Regions from separate parts of the Homo sapiens genome. Here region 2 is linked to region 1. A link is a contact called in ENCODE Hi-C or POLR2A ChIA-PET data. All regions are on one chromosome and are shown on one strand. Each heading gives the region's core, a stretch centred on a gene start or an enhancer-like site at or near the end of the contact. The rest is flanking DNA. Distances are from core to core; before and after follow the strand shown. Region 1 has its middle 35 kb from the start of NEURL3. Region 2 holds the start of ARID5A (AT-rich interaction domain 5A).

Region 1 (5,006 bases), core at 1,874-4,373:
AGAAGGGGGCAGTTCTCCAGTGGCATTCACCAAAACTTCCCTGGTTTAAAAGAAAAAAATGTTCTTTTTTTTTTTTTTTTTTTTTTTTTGAGACTGAGTCTTGCTCTGTCGCCCAGGCTGGAGTGCAGTGGTACAATCATGGCTCACTGCAACCTCCACCTCCCGGGTGCAAGCAATTCTCCTGCCTCAGCCTCCCAAGTAGCTGGGATTACAGGTACCCACCACCATGCCTGGCTAATTTTTGTATTTTTAGTAGAGACAGAGTTTCACCATGTTGGTCAGGCTGGTCTCGAACTCCTGACCTCAGGTTATCTGCCTGCCTCGGCCTCCTGAAGTGCTGGGATTACAGGTGTGAGCCACCGTGCCCAGCTGGAAAAAAAAAAGAATGTTCCTTATTGATGCCTTTTAAATTCCAAAAATGAAAAACATCCTAGTAGCCAGTGAAACCAACCCAAAATGTACAGAGCCAAAGCCTATCACCTCCATTGAAGTCAATGCCTGACCCGGTCCTCTGCCCTTGGAGGCAGACAACATTGGCAGCCAAGGCTGTAGGACCTTTCTCCTCACTCACCTACATGCTCACTCATCCCACTTGTGGGATGGGGAATGGCTGCTTTAGCCAAAATTGTGTGTACACATATGGGTGTGAGTGGGTGGCATGTACACATATGTGGGCATGTGTGTGTGTATAAAACCGCCCCTTGCCCATGCCACTGCACAATATGTGTCATGGGCCTTGCTACCATTAGTAGATATAAAGTTATATCTTTTTATGTCTCTGAGCATATATTTACTACATAAATAATGTTACACAAATTAAAATATATAATATATGCTTTTGTCTGTCTACTGTGAAGATTTTTTTCCTTTTACCTGCCTGCCTTTTTCCTTTCAAGCCTCTCCTTCCCTCCCAGCTCCCCATTCCCCTTCCTTCTCCCCACCTTCTCTCTTTTGTAATTTTTTCCTTTATTTTTGTTTTTAGTAGAGACACAGTCTTGCTATGTTGCCCAAGCTGGTCTCGAGCTCCTGAGCTCAAGCATCCTCCTGCCTCAGCCTCCCAAAGTGCTGGGATTACAGGCGTGAGCCACTGCCCAGCCCCCATCTTCTCTCTTATGTCCTTCCTCTCTCTTTTCCATTTCTCCACCCCACATTGCCTCACCCCACACATGTAACCTTGCCCATATTCTTTCAGAACCTTCTCCATACTGATATAATCATATGAGGCTTACATGCCCAGGTGTGTGCGTGCACGAGTGTGTGTGTGCACGTGCATGTGTGTGTGTGCACGCGCTTGTGTGTGTACACAGACATGCATAGGAGATTTTGGCCCTTATTTGTTTTACAAAAGTGGAATTCTATTAAACATACATCTTTGCAAATACCTCGTAGAAAGCCTACAAGTTAAAGAGCAGAGCTCCAATTTTTTCATCTCATTGCTTCCTGCCACTCACCTTGAGGACGCATCTTAATCCACCCACCTCCTCATTGATGAGCGCTCCGTCTGTGCTCCGCCTCTATTCACAGTGCTGCCATTGACAACTTTTTTCATGTGTTCTGATGTGGTGGTGTGTCTGTTTCTAGAATTACAATAGTGAAAAGTATGCGTATGTTTTATTTTAGTACAGGTTGCCAAATTGCTGTTTACCAAAACCTGAAGCAGTGCCCTGTAAGGGGAAAACTCCAGCCACAGCTCTCATGGCTGCCCTCCATGATAACAAATGATACAGCATTGTGACTTTAATTTGCATTTATTCAACCACCAATACACTTGAGAATGTTTTTATAGTTGAGTGGCCATTTGGATTGCTCTTCTGTGAATTTTCTGTTTGTGTCGTTTGTCCACTTTTTAAAATTGTGTTATCTTTTCTTGCAAATTTGTAAGAGTTCTTTGTATACTACGCACTGTATTCTAGAGAATGATCCTTTGTCCTTTGGGTTATGAGATAGTATTATTAGATAGTATTTTCCCAATCTGTTTCTTTCTTTCTTTTTTTTTTTTTTTTTTGAGACGGAGTCTCACTCTGTCACCCAGGCTGGAGTGCAGTGGCGCGATCTCGGCTCACTGCAAGCTCCGCCTCCCGGGTTCACGCCATTCTCCTGCCTCAGCCTCCCGAGTAGCTGGGACTACAGGTGCCCACCACCACGCCCGGCTAATTTTTTTTTTGTATTTTTTTAGTAGAGACGGGGTTTCACCGTGTTAGCCAGGATGGTCTCGATCGCCTGACCTTGTGATCCGCCCGCCTCGGCCTCCCAAAGTGCTGGGATTACAGGCTGAGCCACCGCGCCCGGCATCTGTTTCTTTATTAAATTTGCTGATGGTATTCTTCACCATGCAAAGTTTTAAAATTATTATATAAGCAAACATGTCTGTCTTTTATAGCTTCTGAATTTCCTATTTTGGCTAAGAATCAGTCTCCTAGGTTTCTTCAGTTTTGCTTTGGTTTGGTTTTGGCTATTTTAACATTTATAACGTCATCTAGAATTCAGTTTGGGATTGTGGTGTGTGAGAGGGTCCAGTTTATTTCCTTCTGATGGAGAGACAGGTTGGCCAGGGCCATTGAGGGGACACGCTAGCTTTTCCCTCTTACTTGTAACGCTTCCTTTTTAATCCGTTAACCTCGCATATACTGGACTCCCTTCCTGAATTGTCTCACTGTTCCAGGAATCTAGTTGTCTCTTCCCACATAGACACTATATCGGTTGGTTACAAAATGTCCTCATTTGGTTCCGCCGGCTGCTGTTTTTCATGCTTATCTTGCAGACCTTGGTCATTTATTTACCCATGCAAAAATATTCCTATGCAAGAATGTGATATGCCTTCCATCTGTTCAGATTTTCTCTAATGTCCTAAGGCTGGTTTTATAGTTCTCTTCCTAGGGTCCTTCCCTTTCAAACGAAAGTCTCCTGTGTATGATTTATTTCCTTAAATCACTTCAACAAATGTTTATTGAACACAAATAGTCAGACGGAGCCCGAAGCTGCAGGGTCCGCGGTACTAGGAGCCTGCAGGCTGGAGGGGAAGGGGCAGAAGAAGACTGGGGAGGCAGGATGGGACAGGGCGGGAACAGGAAGGAGACCCCTTGAGGGACCTGCGCAGGGTTCCAGCCCCGCGACCCACCGGCAGAGGGCGGTACCAAGGAGGGTCCGTGCGGGCTTCTCGGTCCCTGGCAACCCGCTGGTCACTGTCTTCCAGGACTGGTAGAGGGCGGCCTTGGGCCCCTGCAGGCGGGAGGCAGGAGACGGGGCCTGCCCACCTCGCCCCAGGCTGCTGTGCCGCACCCAGGGTGGCCCAGAGCCGCGGTGCCAGCGGTGCCAGCCTGAGGCAGGGTGCAGTATAGGGACCTGGGCCAGGCCCCAGGGGAAAGCGCTTCCCTCCAGCCGCGGACACCCCAGGGGCCACGGCGGGGTTGGCGGGAGTCCGGCCAGGAATCCGAAATCGGGTTCCAGGAATCTGGGGCCGCGGCCTGGGTCCAAAAGACCCCTCCGCTTGTTCCTGTGGGGCGGGTAAAAGCAGACCCCAGGGAGTACATGGATAGGCAAAATCGTATGATTCAAAAGGAACAAAAAGGGTGCACAGTGCCCCTCGCCCCCATTCCATCAATTCAGGACCTTTGTCAGTCTTATAGATGAAAACGCCTACTAGAGATTTAATTCTCATTTTCTCTTACGAGTGAGTTCTGGCATCATTTCATGTTAAAGCCCTTTGTAATAATCATATGATCCAGCAATTCCACTTCTAAGTATACATACATCCAAAAGAATTGAAAGCAGGGACTCGAACAGGTATTTGTACACTCATGTTCACAGCAGCGTCACTCATAATAGGCCAAATGTGGACATAACCCAAGGGTCTGTCTGCAGATGAGCGGGTAAACAAAACGTGGTACAGTAGTCCCCTTTATCGGCGCATGACAGTTCCATGACCCCCGGTGGATGCCGGAAACCATGGATAGCATTGAACCCTACCTACATATGCCAAGGGTTTTTTTCCCCCTTTTCCGTGTGTGTGTGTGCGTGTGTGTGTGTGTGTGTGTGTGTGAGAGAGAGAGAGAGAGAGAGAGAGAGAGGGTTCTCACTCTATTGCCCAGACTGGTCTTAAACTCCTGGGCTCAAGAGGTCCTCCCACTTCCACCTTCCAAAGTGTTTTTCAGGAGTACAGGCCTGAGCTACAAGGCCCAACCCTGTTTATTTCGTATACATACATCCCTATGATAAAGTTTAATTTATGAATTAGGCACAGTAAGACATTAACAATAACGAATCATAAATAGAACGGTTAAGTAAAATAAAGATTGCTTGTACACAAATGCCGCAATACTGAGATCACCAATATGATAACCAAGCTGGGTACTAAGTGACTAACAGGCAGTGGCATAGATGCGGGAAATTTTGTCACACTACTCACAGCAGTGAGAAATTTAAAACTCATGAATTGTTTATTTCTGGAATCTTCTGTTTAATATTTTCCGACTGCAGTTGACCCCAGGTAACTTAAACCATGGAAGAAGAAACCCCAAAAAGGGGGGAACTGTTGTATATACATACAGTGGTGTATTATTCAGCCTTAAAAAGGAATGAAATTCTGACACGTGGTATAAACATGGACAGACCTCAAAGGCATTATACTAAAAAATAAGCCAGACACAAAAGAACAAATATTGTATGACTTCACGTATATGAAATATCTAGAATAGGCAAATTCACAGAGACAGAATCATGGTTGCTAGGGATTGGGGGTGGGGGGGTATAGGGAATTATTTAACGGGTACAGAGTTTCAGTTTGGGGAGATGAAAAAGTTCTAGAAATGGATAGTGGTTAACCACAATATGAATATATTTGTACTACAATATGAATATATTTAATGCCACTGAATTTTATACTTAGAAATGGTTAAAATGGTAATTTTTACATTATATATATTTTACCACGATAGAAAAGAGAACTAGCCATTTAAATAAAAATATTAACAGGTCGGGCACGGTGGCTCACACCTGTAATCCCAGCA
Region 2 (5,006 bases), core at 1,090-3,589, 66 kb after region 1:
AGCAAGTTTCAGAATGGAGCAATGAGAATTGTATCGTTTCTTTAAACACACACATAAAACAAAGCTATCTATTTTTCTATACCATGGATACATATATAGTTTTGAAAATACACATAGGGAAAGTTCTGGAAGACTTCACCCAATCTGATGGGTCTTTACCTCTGGGGCAGGGAGGGAACTGGATTTGGTGTAGCATCAGAGAGGGCTGATTTACTTGCATGTTTTTACAGGACGAATGTGTTTATTTATAAGTGATGGTTTGTTTTTCTTATTATTAAGACACACAGAGAGACACCAGGACACTGAGGGGCTAGCTGACCCCCTCTGTAGGCACAGAGGCGTCCTGGCCTGGGATCCTGTGGTTGGAGGGTGCAGAGGAGGGTGGCTTTGGGCCGGAGTGGAGGTGTGTGAGATGGAGGCTTGAGCAATGGAAGTGTTTATGCTTTTAGCCAGATGAATGGAGATGTCTGTTTTCTGCAGGATTTACTGGCCATTGTAAATTACTTTCTATTGCAAACAGTTGCCTCAGGAAGCAATTAAATTTAGATCCTATCGTTCCCAGGCTGGCACAGGCAGGTGTTGACTTGCTGAGGCTTTGCACAACAGCCCTTGTCTGTCAGAATGTGCCCAGCTGCCCGGATGGCAGAATAACCCTAACTCTTGGTGGGATGAGCTGCTGTCTTATAAGATAGTGAGTTCCTTGTCATTAGGGGTATCCAACCCACAAGTGAGGGGTTGGCCTAGATTGTGACCCCGGGGGCTGCATCCAGAGCTCCATCCCCAACCTTGGGCATAGTGCCTGCCAATCAATGCTTCCAGAATGTACAAAGGTGCTTCCTGATGGCATCCCATCATAGTGTCTTCCACCACAGCCTTAGCTTTCCTGGAGGGGAAAGTGGCTTGTAAACTTGCCAAAGTGGGATGCATTGTTATAATTACCATTATGATTGTTCTGGGTGTCTATTACCAATTCTACAGGTGCTGGCTCTTACAAGCCAACCCATTATGAGGTAGACAGGGGATTTATCCTGCAGAGCCCACAGGGTCGTCTGCTCTAGACTGAGCCTGCAGACATCTTCCATCCCAGGGCCAAAGGGTAAGGGCCAGGGTTTCAGGTTCACCAAACTGCAGCCCTGGTCCCTTCGTTTAGTGTGAGGAGGGGCACCAGTATGATGAGTGGTTAGTAATGGGTGCAAAGCGGGTGGGGGGATGCCTGGGTATGAGGGCTCCTCTTCCTGGGTCTAGCTCTGGCTCCAACACCTACCAGCTGTGCTACTTGAGCTAATCTCTCAGACCTCAGTTTTACGCTATAAAATGAGGACAATGATGGTGTCAAGTGCATAGAGCTATTATGAGTATTAAAATTCATCAACAAAGATTTTTGTGTAGCTTCTATGTGCTAGGAACAGGGTTCCCATCCTAGCTAGCCACCTGCTGAGACTGAAACCCTGAGCCTCCATTTCTTCCTCTTTGGCCTGCACAGGTCCAGGTTGCTGCTATGGCTGGCTGGGCACCTCCTCCTGCCTCCATTCGCCCTAGGCCTCATTCCCACCTCCCACAGCCTGAACTCATGCCCCTTCTTTGGACTACTCAGCTTGTAGCTGCCACACTCTGTCTGCATTATGTGTGTGGACATTGACTATTACTGGCAGGCCTGGCCACAGAGCCTAGGCCAAGGATTTACTAGTTTGGTCCTTGTCTAGCTCACACTAACCACCTCTCCTTTTTTTTTTTTTTTTTTTTTTTTTTTTTTTTTTTGAGGCAGGGTCTCCGTCTATTGCCCAGGATCCAGGATAGAGTGCAGTGGTGTGATCAAAACACACTGCAGCCTCGACCTTCTGGGCTCAAGTGATCCTCCCGCCTCCGCCTCCCAAAGCAGGGATTCCAGGCGTGAGCCGCCGCTCCCGGCCTCACCTGGCCTTCTTTGTTGGGCTAGGTGGGGACTGGGAAATGCACAGGGCCACTTTCAAATCAAAGTCAGAAGCACTTTGCTCGCTCCACAGAGTCCTCAGTGCTCTGCTGAAAGCAAGGAGGCTTTTTCCAAGGCTCTAGTTTTGCCTCCAGGGAAACTGAGGCACAAGGCAGCAATGATTACTGAGGGTCCTGCCTCCGCTCCTCTAGGTGAGGAGCCTATTCCAGGGGCTCCAGTCTGAAAGCCTAGAGGCGAGGGGCGCGCACTACAATTCCCAGAGGTCCCCGGACTCAAGGGCGGTCCCCGCCCCCCGCCTTCTCCGCGCGACGAAGCCGGGCTTACCAATGGGAGCCCGGAGTGGGGCGAGCAGGGGCGGGACGGGGCGGGACTGCGGGGAGGTGGCCGGCGGGCCGCGCCGCGAGCCAGTATCTCAGAGAGCGCGGGGTCCGGACAGCCGCGCGCTGAGGGTCTCGGGGCGGGCGCCGCGGGACCTCTCCGGGCCATGGGTAAGCGGCTCTGCGGCGCGGCCCGGACAGGGGCTCGGCGGCCCTGCAGGGAGGTTCAAGGTGCCGGCGCCGGGTCCCCTCCAGCCCTCGTGGCAGTCGGTGCGCTGTGTGGGGCGGAGAGGGGCCCGGGGTGGGTTTCGGGGCGCGGGCCAAGGGGAGCGAGCCCGGCCCGCGGCTTCAGCGCTCCCCGGCCGGCGCGGAAGGGGTGAGGCTGGGCGTCCGCGCGAGCTTCGAGAAAAGGAAAGACAAAAAGTTTTGGCGGCCAGGGGCTTCCCGGGCGTTTATCTCGAAACTCTTTTCGCCGTCTCTTGCCTGAAATATGCCGAGCCCGGTACGGCTCTGTCGTCCCACTTCCTGCTGCGGTTTCCACCTCGAGCTGGGCTCAGCTAATTTGTTGTGACAGCTGTCGGCAGCCGCCCCTCCGCCCCGTGACATCCCGCAGGTTTCAGAACCGCGGCGCCGCCGGGCACAGACTCCGGGTCCAGAGCGCGCGGCCCTTTCCTCTGCGGCCGCCGTTTCCTGAAAGGGGCTGCGCGGGTGTGAAGAACTTGCTCAATGCGCTTTGTAGGATCCACTGTTCCTCTTTCGGCCGCGGGCTGCGCCGATGGTCCGGGGAGCCCGGCTTCTCGCCCCCTGCCCCTTCCTTCTCTTCCCTTTTCTCTTTTCCTCTCCTGTCTCTCCGCCCACCCGCCGCAGCCCCACAGGAGAGGGGTCGCTTCCCTGGTTGCTCTCCTCTCCTGTCCCTTGTGTGTCCCCTTGTCTTCCCTCGGTCTGCAGAAGGGACGGGGTGGCGGCTGGGGAGCGTCAGGGGAAGAGGGCAAGAGCGTGGGCTACGAGCTTGCAGGCGATGCCCGGCTTCGCGCTCGGCGGGAGCTGCGGGCCAACCCGGGCCCGCGCTCCGTCCCTCCGCGGTGTCTAGGGGTCGCCCGGGCTGGGGTCGCGTCACCCTCCGCCCAGCGCCGGCGTGGTGGGGCTTGCGCGGTGCAGGACCCCCGAGGGCCCAGGGGGTCCCAAGGCGCTGCGGGTCCAGTGTCCCTTTGTTTGCAGAGTCTTGGGCCAGTAAGGAGTGCTCCGCGGGCCCCAGGGGAGGACAACAGGTGCCTCTTGCCCCACCCGGGCTCCTCTGGTGGGAGCCCACACGCACGGTGGCGTCACTGCGCCTACAGGCAACGCTAGAGCACAGGAGGGGTGGGAGGTCGGGGCTCGAGGGCTTCACCCCGCAGCAGAGCTCAGAGCCCAATCCAGGCCTTAGGGACCCGCCTGGGGCCTAGAACTTGGTGTGGCAGAGGTAGAAAGGGCCTCCGATAATCTGCTTCTACAGTTGAGAGACGTCAACTGGCACCTCTGAGCCTCTGCCCCGTAGGTGAAATGGGAACACACGAAACCATCTGAGGAGCTCTCACTGTCCGTCACCACCAAATGTGGCCCAGACTCCGTGGGGAGGGACAGTCCCATCCTGGAACTGGGGCTTTTAGGACATCCCAGAGCCCGGTAAGAGGGACAGGGAGAATGGGGCTTGGAAGTTGGTAGCCTCACATTCAGTGTCCCCCGCACCTCCTTCCCTTTCTGTACCCTCTGGTGGCTCTTGTGGCCTCAGCTGCCCCCAGACCCTGTCTCTCTCGCCCTCCCCCAAGCTGAGGTACTGAGGTTGGGCTGTGGCTTGAGCTGCACCTGTGCCCTGTTAGGGAGTGGGGGTCCCAGGCCCATCGCGTTTCTTCTCACTGCTGGCTCCAGCTCAACACTTGGCAGGCCCCCCTCCCCAAACTGCTGGAGCAAGCTCGCGTAGACTCGGCCTGGCCGCCGCTCCCGGGCTGCCGAGTGGACCGGCCGTTTCGCCGCTTCAAAGGCTGTCTTTGTTTTGCTCCAGCTCAAGCTTAGAGAAACTTAAGCCAACAACCTCAGCCGAGGGGGCGGGGCGGCGTCTGCTGGTTGTTATTGAGGCTGCTGTTACCATTATTGTGGTAATTGACGCAGTGTTCCCAGTCGGTGACTTTTCATGAAAGGAAGTGTCACTTCCTTCCCATCACACCCAGGGTGAGTGGGGCGGGCAGCAGAAAGATGGGGAGGGAGAGAAGGAAAGGGGTGTGTGCCTCCAGCAGACCCTTAAACTTGAGAGCTGTGTGGCCTTGTACTAGTCACTGCCCCTCTCTGGGCAACAGGGGTCTGTAAGTCCATTGCGCTCATCCTGCACCCAGGAGGCTGATGTTTCCGGAGCACCTGCTGGGCAGCGAGGTGCCTTGGGGAGGGAGCAGGACAGGCAGGCCTCTGATCTTCTCACTGAGCCTGGCTGTGGTTTGTGGGGGAAGCCTCCTTTCTCTTCTCACTTTTTTCTGCTGAGAACATTGGGCACATTGAGTCTAGCACGCCCATCTTGTAGATGGGGAAAGGGAGATACAGAACCAGTGACCAACTTGGTAAGAGGTGCAGCCATGCAGTGCTGGAACCCCTTGCCCCATCTGTCCTCTTGGCCCACTTTCATCTGCTTCCAGCTTGATGTCTGGCAGGGCAGGGGCCCACTGACTTCCCCGCATCCACCCACTGCCTGGCCCCATAGCTACCTTCTAGTCCTGGCTAAGCCCCGTGAGACA

Evidence for each region. A loop is a pair of places that touch in the nucleus more often than their neighbours do. ChIA-PET counts read pairs that join two places held with the same protein, here RNA polymerase II (POLR2A). Pooled maps may share reads with other maps.
Region 2: a loop to region 1 is called in a pooled map, with 3 times the contacts of the local background. The contact joins the promoter of ARID5A here to the enhancer-like site in region 1. A Hi-C loop is called at or near these places in 7 of 168 maps with a recorded cell type or tissue (CD14-positive monocyte, CD4-positive, alpha-beta T cell, CD4-positive, alpha-beta memory T cell and 4 more), 29 of 37 single-sample maps with no recorded cell type and 18 of 50 pooled maps. POLR2A ChIA-PET finds 5 or more read pairs at or near these places in 19 of 52 experiments (BJ, CD4-positive, alpha-beta T cell, CD4-positive, alpha-beta memory T cell and 11 more).

What each region holds. Positions count from the first base shown.
Region 1 is chr2:96,467,613-96,472,618 of GRCh38, forward strand. No RefSeq gene overlaps it. Among named protein-coding and RNA genes, the nearest start is that of NEURL3, 35 kb to the right of the region's middle. RefSeq lists a silencer at 3,157-3,386. Within about 2 kb of position 3,124, at least 7 of the 41 ENCODE cell types and tissues checked have a DNase peak (open chromatin) inside an H3K27ac peak, as active enhancers do.
Region 2 is chr2:96,534,413-96,539,418 of GRCh38, forward strand. It overlaps ARID5A (AT-rich interaction domain 5A), which reads left to right and starts at 2,340. Exons shown (of 7, transcript NM_212481.3): 1 at 2,340-2,418. The coding sequence starts at 2,415. RefSeq lists silencers at 2,259-2,618, 3,299-3,508 and enhancers at 3,779-3,898, 4,116-4,661.